2 separate regions of the Homo sapiens genome follow, and region 1 is linked to region 2. A link is a loop called in an ENCODE intact Hi-C map of the cell type or tissue named here. Cell type or tissue: HepG2. All regions are shown on one strand. Each heading gives the region's core, and the rest is flanking DNA. Links, peaks and the distances in the headings are about the cores only. Region 1 overlaps FRAS1 (Fraser extracellular matrix complex subunit 1). Region 2 overlaps ANXA3 (annexin A3).

Region 1 (9,863 bases), core at 1,259-9,258, 51 kb after region 2:
GCCGAGATCACGCCACTGCACTCCAGCCTGGGCACCATTGAGCACTGAGTGAACCAGACACCGTCTGCAATCCCCGCACCTCGGGAGGCCGAGGCTGGCGGATCACTTGCGGTTAGGAGCTGGAGACTAGCCCGGCCAACACAGCGAAACCCCGTCTCCACCAAAAAAATACGAAAACTAGTCAGGCGTGGTGGCGCGCGCCTGCAATCGCAGGCACTCGGCAGGCTGAGGCAGGAGAATCAGGCAGGGAGGTTGCAGTGAGCCGAGATGGTAGCAGTACAGTCCAGCTTCGGCTCGGCATCAGAGGGAGACCGTGGAAAGAGAGGGAGAGGGAGACCGTGGGGAGAGGGAGGGGGAGGGGGAGGGGGAGAGGACATTTTATTATTAGTGATGCTTTCCAGGTTGTGTTTATTGCATCCATGTGGTGAAAATAGGGCATAAGCCGGGCGCAGTGGCTCACGCCTGTAATCCCAGCACTTTGGGAGGCCGAGGTGGGCAGATCACGAGGTCAGGAGATCAAGACATCCTGGCTAATACGGTGAAACCCTGTTTCCACTAAAAATACGAAAAATTAGCTGGATGTGGTGGCGGGCGCCTGTAGTCCCAGCTACTCAGGAGGCTGAGGCAGGAGAATGGCATGAACCCGGGAGGCGGAGCTTGCAGTGAGCCGAAATTGCGCCACTGCACTCCAGCCTGGGCGACAGAGCGAGACTCCATCTTAAAAAAAAAAAAAAAACCAAGAAAAACAGAAAGAAAAAATAATAATAATAATTTAGCCGGGCATGGTGGCACATGTCTGTAATCCCAGCTACTCGGGAAGGCTGAGGCAGGAGAATCGCCTGAACCTGGGAGGCGGAGGTTGCAGTGTGCCCAGATGGTGCCATTGTACTCCAGCCCGGGCAACAAGAGCGAAACTCCGACTCAAAAAAAAGAAAAGAAAAATAGTGCATAAAGTGGTACTACTGTGCATCTCTTCCCAACTCCACATTCAGTGAAATTATGCTAATGGGTTGTATTCAGCCATAATGGGAGTATATACAACACAAAAACTAGGAAATACTGTAAATGGAGCTTCCCTTTACCCGAAAGGTCAGTTGTGAAGCATTTATCAGCACATCACTCTTTATAATAACAAGCAAATTTAAAATTGAGACAAGATTTGAGTTCAAGTATTTAATTTTGATTTACATTAGAGAAGTGGAACCAAATGGCACTGAATTTAAGGACTGTGTAAGAGTTTGGACAGAAAGACAGAGTACTTAAAGGGTCTGAATAAAGAGTCAAATAAAGGAGCTATTTACAAACGCATGGGCAGAGTTCGGTTAGGTATCCACAGGGATGATATAGTCTCCAAGGACTAGGGACAGGATGAAATCATGACTAGCCTTGCGTGGGCAAGGGAGGGAAGGGGTTTCATCAGAACCCGTGACACCTGTGGCCAGGGAGGGATGCAGCCACCCCAGAATCACAAGGCAGAAGGAAGCAGGGAGGAGGCTAAACACACATCATCTTCTCTCTCATCAGTGGTTCCACTTGGCCAACCTCAACCAGAAGCAAGAGGCAAGGGAGCCTTGAAGAAGCAGTTGATGAAAAGTCGGTTTCCCAGAGCACAGGGCAGGGCAGATTCAGTGTGCAGCAACAGAATCAGCCGCAGAGGGACTCTTGGGAGTTGCTAGTATCCAGCACTGGTTCATTTTTAAAGCATTCCTTAGTGGGATGTTTAAGGGAGATATCTTGATACTAGTTTTTAACAATTTATTAAAATTATTCCAGAGACTGAAATTCTAATAACTTCTATAACTTGCTGAGTAGTCTTGGAACTGAGATATCTTGATACTAGTTTTTCACAATTTATGAAAATTATCCCATAGACCGAAATTCTAATAACTTTTATAACTTGCTGAGTAATCTTGGAACTTGGCCTTAAACCAAAATGAGCCTAGGGATAAAATTCTGCTAGCTTTTTTAGAGAGGGTTGCAGCATAGGTCTATTTTGTTGTATTAATCAAGTGATGTAATTTTTCATGACAAGCATTAAATTTAGGTGATAGGAGTTGGGACCATTTTAAAGCAACATCAAGTTGTGCTTGTGAAGGCCTTCAAAGATTTGAAATTCTGAAATTCATATGAAACTTTCAAAGGAACTTATCCAGGACAACTATGTCTCACGGGGTTGTTATGAAGACTGAATGAGGTACAGAATATAAGTGAGTCATTGTTCTTGATCGGAGCATTGCCAGATATGCCCAATATATCATTTGATATAGTCCCTGTAACAGTCCTGGGGCATTAGCTACTCTCAGCACACAGGGTTCTAGTTAAGAGTTCTCTGTGGCTCATTTGGGGACAGAATCTCTATTACATATTGTGGTATCATAATATTAGGTTGAGACATACAAAACTATTGATATTGGACTATTTTTAACCTATCAAATCAATTTCATGTAGTTGAATGTAATAACATATTCCAAATATAGTCTCCTTCCACCACTCCCAGTGCATTTCTTCAAAAGCAGTCTATGAGGCATTTTAAATTCTAAATGGGAACTCATTTTCTGCCACTATTCCTCAAGATCCCTAAATTTTATGGCCATGACATTTCCAGTCTCAGAAGCATTTTTATAGACAATCCTAACAATTCTTAGATTAATTCCTGGTACAGCTTCTCTGCACTCTAGAGAAGTGAACTCCAGGGCAGAGAGTCTGCTCTAAGGCAACGGATAATCACAGGAAATTGTGAGGATTGGAAGTTTACATTAAGCTCCTGGCAGCATCTCAGCAACTTCCAGGATTGGTTGTGGCATCCCTTCCCCAGATTTTCTATAAACATGCTTTCTCAAGTCTTGCTGAGTTTGCAAACGTGCCAACAGAGCCCTGCTGGTCACTGTTATTGGCAGTTATTTGTTTTATCAGAAGGGAAAGGCACACAAATGCACAGGCTTGCAGAATGCAAAGACCAGCTGGGTACAGCTCCATTTTGACTCTGATTTTTCCTTCCATGAGCCTATAAACTCTTGTTTGGAGCTTTGGTCTTTTCCAGGGTCAGTGATGGATGCTCAAATATTTGCATGTGCACAGAAGGACATAAGCCACCCTCATACTATATCATGTCTCTTTAGAAGTTTTGATAATAAATACAAAAATCATCTTATTATATGGCACATGGAAATTTTAATTATTCCTCTTTGTCTCAGAATTTCAACTGATTGCCAAAGACCTATGATAATCTGGAAACATATAATTTATTCAGCATCTTACTCTGAACACAGTTAATGAGCGTCTCAGATTCACCCTCATTAGAAGGGTTTTCTCCAGAAGACCGCTTCAAATTTAGAATGAATTTTGGCATCTTAATGGCAATGTCTATATTCATAAGAGATATAATCTAAAAAGAACATAGGAAAACAAACAAAAAACCAACAAGACTGTCATTTATTAATACAAATTTATATAGTGGCATATACTATTGGAGAAATCAGAAATTCATAACACACAAATTCATATTGGAAATACAAAAATCATTTGAGAGTCAAGAAATCAGGTTGACAGCACCACAAATGTTTACTCAGTCTGAGCAGGTGTGTAGTATCCAAGAATAACAAATACCTATAGCAGACTGAGACTGAATATCATAAGACTGTGCAAACACATTCCAACACTATTTCCCACCCAACAATAGAATCTGCAGGAGTCCTCTAGGAGGCCTGGGGTACAATAAAAGGGCAGCAAAGCAGAATGGTACAGACCATTCTTTCTTTTAACCTTCACAGCCAGCATATAAAAGCAAGTAGTAACCACTGAGAGTTGTTTGTTCCTTCTCACTTGAAGGCAAGATATAAAAGGTTAGTAAAACACACACAAGGCATTAGTGAGCAAATCAGAGAAATTGAAAGCAGAGCTTTGACTGAAATATAATCCACATTAGTCATCAAATTACTTGATTCCTATAATGAAGTATGAAACAAACCAAATGAATAATTCTACATCAAAGGGGTATATCTCATCTCCACATCTCTTAACACTATTTAACAAGTGTGCATCCACTAGAGAAGTACTGGCATTCAATAACATACATTTAGTGGGGTGAAAGGCAGAAAGAAAGGGAGGCAGAAATACTGCAAGGGCTTTCCTTTCACACACAGTTTCCTATCTCACTCTTGCCCTTGTCATTTCAGACCTTGTACGTGGCGGTTGCTGGGAGCACTCTGGGGCTCAGTCTTTAGTCCTTCCCACTCTAGCTTCATTCTGCCACCTCTGTACTCTTCCCATGCAATGTCCTATTCAGCAGTAATGGAAGGGGTGTGCAAGAAGAATATGTGGGCAAATGGAAAGGTGCTGCTTTAACGTGTAAGCATTCTGGCACTTGGAGCAGTTACACAGTTACAAATAATGGGCCAAATGGAAGTTCGCTCTACAAATTAGCATTCACTCTCTAGGTTGTTCTGGAGATTCTGTGCCTGGCTGATCAGCTCTCCAGCCATGAGATACCAATTCTGGGTGTCCATGAGGCTGATACAGGAGTTCTGCCCTGAATTGCCCAAGCTGGTCTTAAGTAGCACCTGACCAGTCAGGAGTTTCAGACTCTGGGCTCACCCCAACTCATTCTCTCCTGAAAACCTGACACTCATCTCAGAATGCTAAATTAGATTTTGCTCTAAATCTCCTGTTCTGGATGCCAATTCATAGTCTCATCTCCTGCTGATGATACATTTTTATGAATTTTCTGCTCATGCTTCCTTAGGACCACCGCCAGAGTCATGCCTTTGTAAAGCGGTGTTTCTTTCCTCCAAGAAAAGGTTATCTCATAATCCAAGTAGAGAAGATAATTGTTTTCCTCTCTCCTCCCTTGTGATATTGCCACCATACTCTCTCACTTCCCCTTCCTAAATTTACTCCCCATCATTCACCCATGACACCATTCATTCATTCAACAAACATTTCTGGAGTGCTTGTTACATGCAAGGCACTGTTGAAGAATGAAAGGCGTGGCTCACAAAGGTCCTACTTTCAAGGAGCTTGGAGTCTCACAGAGCTGCCTAGAACCTTTCACAGTTCATCCTTTCTAGCTTTTAGTAGCGAAATGTTACTAGTTTGGAATGTTCTCAAAGAGCTTGAGTCATTCTCATACAAATATTACACAATGTGAAGGCTCTGTTATTTGCTTGGTGACTATGGTGTGCCATGCATCAGAAGAGGACATGTCTTTTACTCTCGAATAATGAAATTGTGCCTCCAATTCAAAACAACATGGCATGCACGCTTATGTTTCCGCCAATAAGGCAGAAACAGAAGAGAAACAAAAGCAAGCTGTGTGTAGCCTACACAAAATAGTTAAGCTGATACTTGAACACTAAATTATTTTAGAGCCATGTGTTCATGGCCTTGTCATGTGCTGATATGGTAAAAATAATTGCCTGAGCTACCAGAAAAGAACCCCTCAAAGAGAAATCCCTGAAATACTGCACCAGGAATAGTGCCTCTGTCTGCTGTGTCACACACAGCAAGGAGAACCAGCATGTATCTGTTAAGTCTGATTTCACCCCAACCTGGGCTTTCTCCTAATTTGCCTTATTCAAATGAATCACTTACTTTCCCGAAGCACTAACAGAATAAAAAACCATACCTAGGACATGGGATTGTCTGTTACAGGAACGGGCAAAGACCGGAGTAGGAGGAAAGTGTGGTGGGTTTTCTTTAAAGCATTTATGGCAATGTTGAATTAAAAGGCCGTAGTACATTGATCCTGTTTCGCAGCATCCTTGGTCAGGGATGGATGTCTCAGTGCCACATAAACTAGTTGGGAACAGACACCTCCCTGGGGTGAAGGGCATCACTAATGTGCTCTGATACGCCTGCCAGGCCCCTCCTTAACTCGGGTTTCAGTCTCCCCCTTTGTAGGAGGGAGTTCTCTGTGGCTGAGGAGGCAGAGGCTCCCGTGGTTTTCAGAGGATTTTACTTAAGCACACTGAAATCCCCAGGTAAAAAGGGCTCTGGAAAAGCAAAGTACAATTAGAGGCCAAGGAGCATACGCTGTCAAGTGAAATCATGAGCAAATATATGTGTTGTGTCGATTAGCAGAATTTTTAATGGAATCTGGGTGTCAGCAGTTCATACTCTGCTGTCTGGGGACTCAGGAAAAGCCCTGTAGGAGAAAGCTGGGGCTGGGGGAGGGAACCAAAGGCCCGTACCTACTTCTTCTCTCTGAGATCTGCCATGGTACTCTACCCAGTCCTCTCATCTCCATCTGCTAACCTAATTGTTCAACTCCTGTCCTGATACTAAAGTACTTGTTTTCTAAGACCAGCCTTACAGAAGGAGCTGTGTACAGTTGTTGACACTATTAAAGGGATCTACGGAAATAACTGTAATACTCTGGGGTTCTCAGTGGTTCTTTGCTGAATGAGGTAGCTCAGTTGTGAGTTGATGCATGTGATGTGTGCTGTCTGCCACTCAAAGCTATAGTTTTCCCTTTTTTATCTGCGAGATTATAAAAATACCAGTATTTCCCCCCATTTTATAAAAATGATTTTAGAAAAAAATACACATAGGTCTCCTCCATTAAACTTCTGTTCCATCTTGTAAATTGTTGTGAACTCTGACTTCTAGATTCAGTCTTTTGACTTTAGCACCTTTGAACGTGTAAGCCGCCTCAGGCTCACTCAGGATGTTGACGTTCCGCACAGTGCAGTAGTGTCTATTCACGTTCTTCTCCACCCGGTCCGGGTGCCTCTTGGGCACTTCTACCTTGGTATTCAGAGGATATTCTTCCAAAATGTCCTCTGCGGGCTTCTTCTTCCTCTGTTTCTGGCATTTCCTGTTGATAAAACAAGCCACCAAAAACACCAGAAGTAGAAGCATGATTGCAGCCAGGGCACTGCCAATGGACGCCCCAGTCTGTGACAGGGACGCAGCTACCGCCAACTCTTGCATCTCCAGATTCAGGGACTTCATATTGGTGCCATTCTTGACTTGGTCTCCTTCATTGTCATAGATGAGGGAATCATCAAGGATCAGCTGGCCATCGGGCTCTACCAGGTCCCTTCGGTTGCGTCTGAGTGGAGCTGTGAGAGAGCGCTGGACCCGGGGCCCTGAGATGGTGTCAGGGCCAATGATGTAGATGACCTGGAGATACCACTGGTGTCCTGCTTCCACCTGCAGGGGGACAAACCGAACATGTTGTTGTTGCCCACAGACCACCTCTGAAGAAAGGAAATGGAAGGATAATTGCCACTATATGCCTTGATAGATAACTGATTTCCAGAAAAGCATTAGCAATGGTTGGTGTCTACTAATACATAGAGAACTGAACCAGATATGGGTTCTATTTTATTTCCAAATTAAGATGATCTTGAGTCAGCTATTCGGATTCTTTTTTGTTTCCCTATGTGTACATGGAATAGCCTAAGAAATTATCTTTCATGGTCTCTTTAGCTAAGTGAATGCTTATATTTGTCTGTCTTTATTGATAGCAGTGAAATAATAGCATTAAAAACCACATTTATTTACAGTGACCTTCAATTATGTGTTATGCCAATTTACTATTTATTGGTGAACTTCAGCGAAAATGGAGTCATTCAACAAAATATTCACTAAACATATACTCTGTGCATAATACACAGATACGTGACAAACATTTTCTAAACACCTTCTCAATCAGGCTATATCATCAAGTATTTTATCTCCCCCTCATCTTCCTCCATTAAAATGCTTCATGGTTTCGAAATAACTTCTGAAGCATGATAATAGTTCTGAAGGGTCATAGATTAATATTTAGAGACAAAAAAAGTGAAATTTCATCTTGAAAGTTCATGTTCATTGCTAAGACTTAAGGTATTTGTGTTTATCAAATAGTAATTCTTGCTATTCTAAATTGCTGTATTGTATTATGATTTTTTAAATGTTTTTCATATGTCCGTGAAAATCAGCTGGGCTAGCATAGAACCAAAAAGGGATGCAATATAAAAGAACTTAGGAAAAACTGGAGTGTCATATGCAGCCATGATGTGCACAATGACAAGTGACTATATGCAAAGTCAATAATTGTATAATTGTTTTGGTCTACTGGGGATACATGTGAAAATTTTGGGTGGGTGATAAGCTTAACAATAAGAAAAGATCTGCCAGCAAGAATGGCAGAATGTTGAAGAATCCAGAGATGTTGCAGTCCTCCTTCTTTTTTTTTTTTTTTTCAAGCTTTAAAGTAGACTTGGTCTTAAGCTTCTGTTCTTCTCACCAAACTCACCTTATAGAGTGCATCTACTTTTAGAGTAAATCCATCCACACCTGGCATGTTACTGACCACATGGAAATCAGGCAACTCAGAGGCAAAGTGAGCCTCAAAAGGCACATCATGGAAGTACTTATCAGTTACCTCTGGCTGATTGCGGTCCTAGGATTTCAGAAAAAAGAAATGCAAGATTTAGAAAGATGGTTCCACTATATTGGTAGGTGGCAGTGACTGGGAGGAGAAAAGTACTCATCACTCCTGGCTTTAGGTTGAGTTGAGAGAGTATGTGCTGTGAAGCCCTCTCCATAAGTCAGTGGCTGCCTGATATGGTTTGGCTGTGTCCCCACCAAATCTTATCTTGAATTACAGTTCCCATAATCCCCATGTGTCATGGGAGGGACCCAATAGGAAGTAATTGAATCACGGTGACAGTTACCTCTATGATGTTCTTGTGATAGTGAGTGGGTTCTCATGAGATCTGATTTTTTTTTTTTTTTTTTTTAGATGGAGTCTTGCTCTGTCGCCCAGGCTGGAGTGCAGTGGCGCGATCTCAGCTCACTGCTGGCTCCACCTCCTGGGTTCATGCCATTCTCCTGCCTCAGCCTCCGGAGTAGCTGGGACTACAGGAGCCTGCCACCACACCAGGCTAATTTTTTTGTATTTTTAGTAAAGACAGAGTTTCACTGTGTTAGCTAGGATGGTCTCAATCTCCTGACCTCGTGATCCGCCCACCTCGGCCTCCCAAAGTGCTGGGATTACAGGCTTGAGCCACCGCGCCCGGACCTCTGATGGTTTTTTAAGAGGCTTTTTCCCCTCTGCTCGGCACTTCTTGCTGCCCCTATGTGAAGAAGGATGTATTTGCTTCCCCTTCTGCTATGATTGTAAGAGGCCTCCCCAGCCATGCTGAACTGTAAGTCAATGAAACCTCTTTCCTTTATAAATTACCCAGTTACAGGCATGTCATTAGCAACATGAGAACAGACTAATACACTAACTCTGGGAACCCACTGTCCTTTTCAAAAGGACATGTGGTGGCTTTTGTGATCTCAAAATGCAAAAAGTGGGATATTCTAGCCCAATACTTCTCAAGTTATTTGGTCTCAGGACCCTTTACACACTTACAAATCAAGGACCCCAGAGAGTTTTTGTTTATGTGACTTATATCTATCGACATTTACTCGGTTAAAAATTAAACCTGAAAAAATTTTAAGTGTTTACTTATTAATTCATTTTAAACTGACAATAAGAAACTCATTACATGTTAACTTAAGTAAGATATTTTTTAGTGAAAATACCTAAATTCATTCCCTTCCTCAATAAAGAGAGCTGGCAATGTTTTACATTTTTGTAATCTCAGGGAAAAAACTGGATTCTCATAACTGCTTCTGAATTCCATCAGTTGTGATATGCTGTTTTGTCTAAAGTGTATGAAGAAAATCTGGCCTCATAAAGCTATGTAGTTAATAGCTTTTTCAAACAATTATGGCTTTTTTTTTTCTTTTTTTTTTTTGAGATAGGGTCTTGCTCTGTTGCCCAGGCTGGAGTGCAGTGGTGCAATCTTGGCTCACTGCATCCTTGACCTCCCAGTCTCAAGTGATTTTCTCACCTCAGCCTCCCAAGTAGCTGTGACTACAAG
Region 2 (9,863 bases), core at 564-8,563:
AAATGCCAGTAGAAATAAAATATTTCAGCTCTCAAGAAGTCTACAAGCTAAACATGGTCACAAGACAAATACAAATTTAAAAAGCAAGGTAAGATTTAAAAAGATGGCTGGATGTGGTAGCTCACACCTGTAATCCCAACACTTTGGGAGGCTGAGGTGGATGGATTGCTTGAGCTCAGGAGTTCACGACCAGCCTGGGCAACATGGTGAAACCCCATCTCTACAAAAAATACAAAATTAGCTGGGCCAGGTGGTATACATGCTTGTTGTCTCAGCTACTTGGGAGGCTGAGGTGGGAGGACTGCTTGAGCCCAGGAGGTTGAGGCTGCAGTGAGCTGAGATCACACCACTGCACTCCAGCCTGGGTGACAGAGTGAGATCCTGTTTCAAAAAAGAAAAAGAAAAAAGACTTAAAAAAATAACTTCTTCAAGCATTCATTTAACAATATTTGTTGAGCGTACTGTGTGTATCCTGGACCATGTTGGGGGCTGTAGGGAGCAAAAAAAATGGATCAGTCAGGATTCTTGCCCAAAAGGAGCAGGCCTCGGCACTGAGTTAAAGCAAGTGCAAAGTAACTTAGTTTACCAGCACTCGAAGTCTTACCTATGGCCAACAGTAAGTCTTCAAAATGCCCAGATAATTCTCCTTTTATGCTGTCCACAATGTCCTTTTGGCTGATATTTCTGTATTCATCAAATGCTAAAAAGAAGCACCACAAAATTATTTAAAGCAACGCAGTTGAGCACATTTGAATATATTCTAGTTTTTTATTTGATATGCAGAAGATCAAGTAGCAAGCTAAAAAACTCCCTCTTTAAACCATGAAAATCTGGGCACAGAAGTTTTTGTTTTTCTTTTGTTCCTTTTTAAGGAAATCATCTACAACAAAACCCAAACTCCCTAGATGATTTTCTTCAATGATCTCTCTTTCTCTTTCCCCTTCTCTCAAGCAGTAAGCATTTTAAATAGCCTAAATAGTTAAATAATAAATAATTTATCCAGTAAGTTGGGCTATTTTAAATTTTATTTATAGCAGCACCTGGGAAATGATACTATAATCACTAGTCAAATATGTTTTCTCTGGTAAAGAAATCTTAATTCTGAAGACTTCCTTGTGCTGAATCATTTCCTAAGGTGGCATGGCCTACTTCACACCTCCCAGAAGGCATTTGAATTTCTTGATCAGTATTTGCCCCAAGCAAAACCTGTACATATGTCACCAAGTATACAGGCATATTTTGTAAGCCAAGTATATTTTTCCCCAATACATTTTTAAAAAAAGAAATTTTGGAGAGAGACCTAGGGTTATCTGGTTTTTGTTTTTCAAACAAAGACATGAATAAAGCAACTATCACATACTGTTGTCATTATTTTATAAAATAAATGTGATTTTAATGCAAAAGTTAAGAAAGAACAATTTCAGAATTTCAAAGTCACAGTAATATCCTTATGTTTACTCATTGTTCCGTCAACTCAGCATAAGCTTGGTCTTGCTGTGTGGTTGTTCTGTAAACTAGCATCTGGAAGCCACAGTCAGAAGATGTTCACAGTAAATGAAGGTTTAGTTTTCTAGGTGTTGTTGCTTCCAGAACAGTTCTAGGAGATGCCATGAGCAAGAGGGCGGGTGCCCACAATTCCATGTAATAGCTGGTCTGACGATAAGAGTTGATCCATTCTACCACTTACCTTCATATCAGAAATAGCTAAAGGTTAATCAGTATTGATGTGTCAACAGAGACTCACCTGCAGTGTCTGGCTTTTCTGGAAGTGGCTAACTAGGGAGAACTGTTAGGTGGAGTGGAAGCAGTTGGGCTTCTCCATTCCACAGGAACAAGCCCTTCTACTCTCACCCTAGAGGGTGGCCTCTTTTCTTCTCCCTGCCACCTCCCTCCCCCATCTATTACCTGGTACTCACTAGGTAATCTACTCAGCCTCTATGGAAAAACAAAAGTGTAGTGTCAGTACTTCCTTGAGTTACAATACAGCTTTCCCATTTTGTTTCCTGAAGTGTGAATAACTGGAACAGACTTCGCAATTTTAAACTTCGTTTTTCTAGATCTTTGTATACTAAATGCAAAAACATTTGTAAAAACAACATACAACACAAAGGATTGTAATGTGAGTTTGTACTTAGTTTTAATTGAGGAAAGCTCCTTAAACACAGGATCTCAGTGAATTTGTCTTCATCCGTGCCCCATCTGTTCTCACCAGCTTTATAGAGAATCTATTCACAAGAGAATGATATTAGAGACACAATTATTTTCTTTTTGAGAGGTGACATGAGAAGAATCGGAGTTGTATTTCAGAGGTCAGTGCCATCATCTATTATCTAAATCTCTCACTTTCAGAAGACTAGAAATCAAAAATTGGGCTGTCAGGAGCCAAGGAGAATGATAACTACCACTGGGGCAGGCAAAAAGTTAGGGTTCCGATCCCCAAGCTTCAGGCTTCTCTTTCAAACAGGAAAAAAAAAAAAAGAAAAGTCCCTGTTGCTGCTATTTTTCTCCCTTTTCACATAAATGCAAAGGCAGCCACATAGGAGAATAGGTAAAGGAAATGTTTTCCCGCTTTGTTACTGACCTGGGCATCTTGTTTGGCCAGATGCTCATCCACTTTCAGACTTTCATCTCTTCTGCCCTAAACAGGAGGACGAAAACAAGGGCCATCCTTTAAAGATAGAAGATTCTAACACATAGTACTTCAACCAGCAGGGGATCTTAGTGGTTTTTCTTTAAGGCAGGACAGGTTGCACAGAAAAATCATGTACTCAGGGCTCCAGTTCTGGTTCTGCCATTGACTAGTCATGAAATTTTTAGCAAATCACACAATTTTGGGGGCCTCAGTTCCCTCCTCCGAAAATTCATATATATATATATTTAGAGACAGGTTCTCACTCTCTGTTGGCCAGGCCAGAGTGTAGTCCTGCAGTCATAGCTCACTATAACCTTGAACTCCAAGGCTCAAGCCATCTTCCCGCTTCAGCCTCCTGAATAGCTAATATGACTACAGGTGCACACCACCACACACAGCTAATTTAAAAATTTTTTTTAGAGATGGGATCTCGCTATGTTGCCCAGGCTGGTCTCAAACTCCTGGCCTCAAGCTGTCCTCCCACCTCAGCCTCCTGAATCTCTGGGAATACAAGTGTGGGCCACTGTGCCCAACCCAACACAGAGGTCTTATGTGGAAGAAAAGACAAGGTACAAACTGGGAGAACATATTTGTAACATGTATCTGATAAAGAACTTGTATCCAAAATACATAAAGAACTCTTAAAACTCAATATGAAAATAACAACCCAATTTAAAAATGGTTGAAAGATCTCAACAGACATCTCACCAAAGAAGACGCACAGATGGCACATGAAAAGATTCTCAACATTGTATGTCATTAGATAATTACAAATTAAAACAATAAGATGCCACTACACAACCTATTAGAAGGGCTTAAATCCAAAACACTGACAACACCAAATACTGGTGAGAATGTGGAGCAACAGGAACTCTCATTCACTGCTGATATGAAAGCAAAATGGTACAGTCACTTTGGAAGACAGTTCTGCAGTTTTTTAATAAAGCTAAATATCTCTTACTATATAATCAAGCAATTGCACCCCTCGCTATTTAACTAAAGGAGTTGAAAACATGTCCATACAAAAATCTGCACATGAATGTTTACAGAAGTTTTATTTATAATTGCCAAACTTGGAAGCAAAGAAGATGCCTTTCAGCAGGTAAAATAAATATTCTATACAATGGAATACTACTCAGTACTAAAAAGAAATGAGCTATCAAGCCATGAAAAGACATAGAGGAACCTTAAAGGCATATAGCTAAGTGAAAGAAGCCAGCCTGCCTGAAATGGCTACGTACTGTATGATTCCAACTATAGGACATTCTAGAGATGGCAAAACTATAGAGACAGTAAGAAGATCAGTAGTTGGTGGGGAGGAAGGTATGAACTGGCAGAGCACAGAGGATTTTTAGGACAGTGAAACTACTCTATCATACTGTAATGATAGACATATGACATTATACATTTATTAAAATCCATAGAACTATATCACAGAAAGAGTGAACCCTAATGTAAACTATAAACTTCAGTTAATAATAATGTATCAATATTCATTCACCAATTATAATAAATACACATACTAATTAATGCAAGAGTGAGACCTTCTCTCGCTCTAAAAAAAAAAAAAAAAAAAAAAAAAATTAGCTGAATGTGGTGGTGTACACCTGTGGTCCCAGTTACTCAGGAGGCTGAAGTGGGAGGTCTGCTTGGGCCCAGGAGGTCGAGACTACAGTGAGCTAAGATCACACCATAGTTCTCAAGCCTGGGCAACAGAGCCAGATCCTGTCTCAAAATAATAATAATAATAATAATAATAATGGAAAGGAAAGGAGAGAGTAGAATAGGGTCATATGGGAGCTCTCTGTACTTTCTGCTCAATTTTTCCATAAATCTGAAGCTGCTCTAAAAAGTAAAGTTTATTTAAAAAAAAAAAAAACTCAAAGGCGGGGCGCAGTGGCTCACGCCTGTAATCCCAGCACTTTGGGAGGCTGAGGCGGGTGGATTGATTGAGGTCAGGAGTTTGAGACCATCCTAGCCAACATGATGAAACCCTGTCTCTACTAAAATACAAAAATTAGCCGGGTGTGGTGGCGTGTGCCTGTAATCCCAGCTGCTAGGGAGGCTGAGGCAGGAGAATTGCTTGAACCTGGGAGGCAGAGGTTGCAGTGAGCCGAGATCGCACCACAGCACTCCAGTCTGGATGACAGAGTGAGACTCTGTCTCAAAAAAGAAAAAATAAAAAGTCCTCAAAGATCCCCAACTGTGATATTAAAGGCTCTATGGTTTAAGTGGTGTGTGTGTGTGTGTGTGTGTGTGTGTGTGTGTGTGTGGTATGTGTGTTCATGTACAAATACTTAAGCACATTATGGAAAGACAGGAGACAAAACCAAAACACGGGATTGCCTGAATTATTTGGCAAATTATAGGTGAATGAAACATTTAGCTACAATAGTTTAAAATGAATTTGTTCCTATTTTTAAACATTAGGTCCTTGTATGACTGTCTGATTTTTGCCTGGTTTCTTTTCTGTGCTGCTGATACCCTGCTGCTGTTTGCTTTCTTCTTGTTCTCTTTCACTTACGCTCGCTCCAATGACATAAATGCTGATTATCATCGGTCTTAATATAATACTAACCACTACCACCCTGTGTTGATCACTAAGTACTTCACATACTCTCTCTTTCTCTTAATCTTCATAACACCCTATGAGTACTTGTTATTGTTAGTATTTTAGTTTTACAGATATGAAAATGAATGCTTTAAGACTTAAAGAACTTGTCCAAATATACAAAGCTAGTTGGCAGCATGAGATTCCAGCCCTGTTTGATTCTAGAACCCTGTCCTAGAGCCCTACTCTATACTGCCTCCTGTGGGTGGGTGCATTCATGTCCATACACAAACAGATGTGCACTTAGGAATATATACCTCTGAGAGCATATGTTTGCAGCAATGCTTCATAAATTTGGTGTTGTGGGTTCAACCTTCATAAGTTTTTCACATTTAAAGTAACTGAAACCATAATTTAGATAAATCGCTTCCTAATGGCATAATGCCTCACTTTGACAGGTGCTGTTTCAACCATGAGGCTGAGACCGTTGTTGGGATTTTCTCACATTTAGGTGCTATGTAAATCAGCTGAAAGAAAATTGGTGAGCTATGGTTTAAATCACGTTCTCTCTTACACACAGCTGTGAATACACCTCATCCTTGACCTTACCATCTTTATAATAAAAGTCATAAGCCTTCTAAAAAGAGAAAGCAAGGTGTGGCCTCATTAGGTCACATGATGATTAATAGTTTGGCAGCTTTTCCAAGGTGGCAAGGCTGAAATTGCAGCAATCATTTTCTTTTTTTTAATCCTGAGACTGATACTCAATTTAATTCCCATCTCTAAAGATCATTCTTCTGTATCATGCTTCCTATTTAATTTAGAAGCTAACAAAAGAAATATTTATTCTTCAGAGTCCAGAAGAAAATAAACCTGTTCTTTAAAATGGAGACACTTATAATGGAAATAAATATTGTATGTCAGATGATGTATCAGAATGTCTTCTAATGTCAAAATTGTGAAACCTGACCAAAACACCTCCACTTACTGACTCAAATAAGTTTTCTTTGTTGTTACATCATTATGTATGCTTTTATGATCTTGGTTAAACATTATATTGCTTGGTGGCAATGAAAATGTAAAATGAACAAACCATTTCATAAGGAAAATTGTGAACTCATTGTCTCAGTTTGGTTATTTTTAAACTCCCTAAAAATTGTTATTGAGCATGCAGCTTACTGGGGAGTTAAAAAATAAAAAATAAAACCTTACATCTGCCAAAGTCAACAGAGCTTTCCGGAAGTCACCAGATGTTTCGGAACTAATGTCATCTCCAAGACTCTTCTTGTATACTGAAACCAAATCAGAATGAAATTAAGCCTTGACAAACTGAAAAATATGATTATAAAACAGAGAAAAGTTTAAATGCCAACACTAGCAAAGAATGGGTATGTGATAAGATAAATCTTGCCCTTTTATTTAATTTCTTCATGCTTTTCTGTTGTGAGATGGTACATTCTTCTTGTAACTCTTACTGCACTGTGTTGTGGTAGATGCAAAAGAATAGAAAGAGTTGTCATTCTGGAGCAAATCTTGGTTTATTTCATCTGACAATGGCACTAAGGGATGCATAGTGGAAAAGCTGGGGTGGATGAGCTACTAGTGTGCCTTTCAATTTCCATTCTGGCCATCTTCCATACTAAGAGAACCCTAACCTTAAGCAAGATATAATGTACACAGCTTAAAAACTACTTTCTCAGCTTTCCTCTTAGCTAGTACAGTTCTATAACTTAGTTATTCACAATGAAATGAAGGCAGACAAATCTCCTTAAAGGGATGAGGCCATGTTCATCTTAGTCCTTCCTCCATCCAACTGCCTTACATGTGAACTGATATCTGCATCTTGGGCAGCCATCTTGGACTGTGAAGATAAGGACCACTTCTTAGTGATGGCATAAAAGTAATCAAGAAGAAGTCTGAGTTCCTAAAAGCTTTGAGTAGCTGTCATACTAGACTTAGAATTGCCAATGTCTAGACTTCTACATATGATAGAAATAAACTTCTACCTTTTGTAAGCCACTGTAATTTTTCTGTTTTATCGAATCTAACCCTAATCTTAATGAATATAATTAAACCATATTTTTTCGTATCTCCCAAAAGTAAGAAAGCTACCCAAAACATGCCATTTCCCTTTACAAATGCCAACTGTGTGTTCATATATTTTAGTACTGACTAGTTGTAGCCCCTTTTGCATGGCCTGTGATGTGCAGTGCCCATCAGTCTTAAATCTCTGTCTGCCCCATCCATGGGGTGGTGATTCTCTTGGAGCCACTATACCCTTTGTTGTAGGTGACACCATGTGGCTATCTGAACTGTCTGCACCATTCTCAAGAATTCTATAAATTAGCCATACTAGCCATGAGAATTCTCATCTATTTAAATCAATGAAAGACAATTATAGAAAGTGATATGAGATTATCCAATAGCAAGAACTGCGCTGAGATGGAAACTTCTTCAGCATGATTTTAGTAAGTCTCTTTTTTATGAAATCTGTAACTTTTCAAAGCAATTCATATAAGCAAAATCCACCAAAAAAGTGTGTTATTTTTCTAAATAATAATATTTAGTAGGCATCATTAAACCTAATGGTTGTGATATTGTTACATCTATCCTTCATTCTAGTTAGATAAAAAACTTTAAATTTGAAAATATCAAGTAGAAGAATGAATATCCCATTTCTTAGAACTTGGGGAAGTATTTTGTAATTTTGGAATTATTTAGATGAGACTTTATAAGTCATTTCACACAGCCTCTCCCTTTCCTTCAAATATTTTGTGGGATATTAGAGTAAAAAATTATTTCAACCTAAGTTGACAACTACTTTATCCATTTTGAGGCACAGTAGAGTATAAAATCAAATAGAATATTTTAATAGTACAGGTGCCTGGACTAGAACTTTGAGTCCCTGATCCCTGTTTCAGTGTTCTCTCTCTCACACACCATTGACTTTAGAATACCGAAAAAAGTTAAGAATTTAGATCTCTCTTTATTTAGACTCTATTGTGCCACTGTACTGAATAAGCTGTAGAAGACATCTGGTCCCTTTATGAGGGCCAACATGATAGTGACTTCCTGAACCCATTGTATCTTCTCTCTTAGGGAGCGAGTGACACAGAAAAGGAGACAAAGACAATAGAATAACAAAGAACCAAAAGACTCCTGGAAATAATGAAGAAAACAGTAGCCAAGAATAACCAAAAGCTATGCACAAATATTTATAAGCCTTGGGTAGACAAACACCATGTGGTAGGGGAGGGGATGTTACTTGCTGGTGTCAAGAACATTAGAAGCAAAAAGGAAGAGGAGCAGTTACTGTCACGGAAAACATTAGCATGGGGAGCAATGGATGCCTGCTGCCGAGAGAGTGACAACATAACTGGGTCCCTCGGGTAGTGCTGTGACTTTAATCTCTGTAAAGTTTGGCTATGCATGATTGAGACAATTTCCTTCTTGATCTTCTTGTGTATCATTAATCTCTAGTAACCAAGGTAACCTTGATGCAGTTGTATCCTTTGTAGCCTCAGAGAGCATTACTCACATAGAAATTGAGGCTCTGGTAACTTTGTGCTATTATCATCTGTCATATCTGCACAACACTATCCTGAATGGTAAAAGTTTCACTTGGCTCTTAAGACCTTAACCTCAATTTTGAGGACACTCATTTAATAAATATTTGCACTTATCTGCCCCACTGTTCTTAGAACTGAGGATACAGCAGTGAACAACATAGACGAAAATCCTCATCCTCATAAAGCTCACATCCTGGAACTGTTTGTACCTAAATGCTGGGCTCCAGGGATCTGTCACAGGGCAGGTCCACTTGGGGAGCAGTGGCTCTTCTAAGAAACACCAGAAAATACCAAGCCAACTTGGGAAACAGTGCCTGGTTCTGATGGGTTTTGTAAAATATGTAAACCTTGTTGAACTGAAATATTTTAAACACCTAAAACATACTCTTTTGTGCATTAATGATTAAGCAATTCTCTTGTCTACTTCTGTCTGTACCCGCTCCCTATTAGGTTCCACCAGTACTGGGGAGTAGAGGGGACTGGAAGGCAGGAGGTGGAAAGAAGTGCAAGCTATCTGACGGCTAGTCATGTCAGTGTCAACCCAGGGAAGGCTGTTCACCCCGACAGCAGCAACTGGCTCCAGCTTCCTAGAAAAAGTCACTTTGACCCCCGTGTAGGTACTGGCTCCAGTACCTACAGATGGAGCCCTCTTTTCAGAGATCTGAACTCCTGCTCCTTAAGCCTCTGCTCTGAGCCCCTGAGGTCCCGACATCAGCCAGGTATGTCCCTCATTCTAGCTTCCAGTTTCTGATAGCCTCAACCTCTTTCCTTTGTTGTCTCAGGTCTGGGGGGTTATAACCTGCATGAATCCTTTTGTTCCCTTTTTGCTTTTTCAGTCCTCTGAAAGGTGTTTAGCAATTCTTCTTTTTTTTCCAAGACAAGGTCTCACTCTGTCACGCAGGCTGGAGTGCAGTGGCATGATCAAGGCTTACTGTGGCCTCAATCTCTTAGACTCAAGTGATCCTCCCACTTGAGCCTCCTGAGGAGCTGGGACTGTAGGCGTGCACCACCACACCTGGCCAATTTTTGGTATTTTTTATAGAGACGGGGTTTTGTCATGTTGCCTGGGCTGGTCTTAAACTCCTTGGCTCACGCAATCTGCCCACCTCAG

The links. Peaks named below come from ENCODE experiments on the same cell type or tissue, not always from the same donor. Only the 100,000 strongest peaks of a DNase experiment are listed, where the experiment ranks them.
Region 1: a loop joins it to region 2, with 8 times the contacts of the local background. A loop is called at or near these places in 5 of 110 quality-filtered maps.

The regions. Positions count from the first base shown.
Region 1 is chr4:78,537,820-78,547,682 of GRCh38, reverse strand. FRAS1 (Fraser extracellular matrix complex subunit 1) reads right to left here. Exons shown (of 74, transcript NM_025074.7): 73 at 8,243-8,389; 74 at 3,414-7,152. The coding sequence ends at 6,559. Among named protein-coding and RNA genes, the nearest start is that of ANXA3, 9.0 kb to the left of the region's middle. In HepG2, for the core only: no CTCF peak of the experiment used is centred there; a DNase peak (open chromatin) is centred at 5,132.
Region 2 is chr4:78,588,156-78,598,018 of GRCh38, reverse strand. ANXA3 (annexin A3) reads right to left here. Exons shown (of 13, transcript NM_005139.3): 7 at 6,396-6,475; 8 at 2,582-2,638; 9 at 2,132-2,225; 10 at 605-700. Among named protein-coding and RNA genes, the nearest start is that of ANXA3, 41 kb to the right of the region's middle. In HepG2, for the core only: a CTCF peak has its summit at 5,436; no DNase peak of the experiment used is centred there.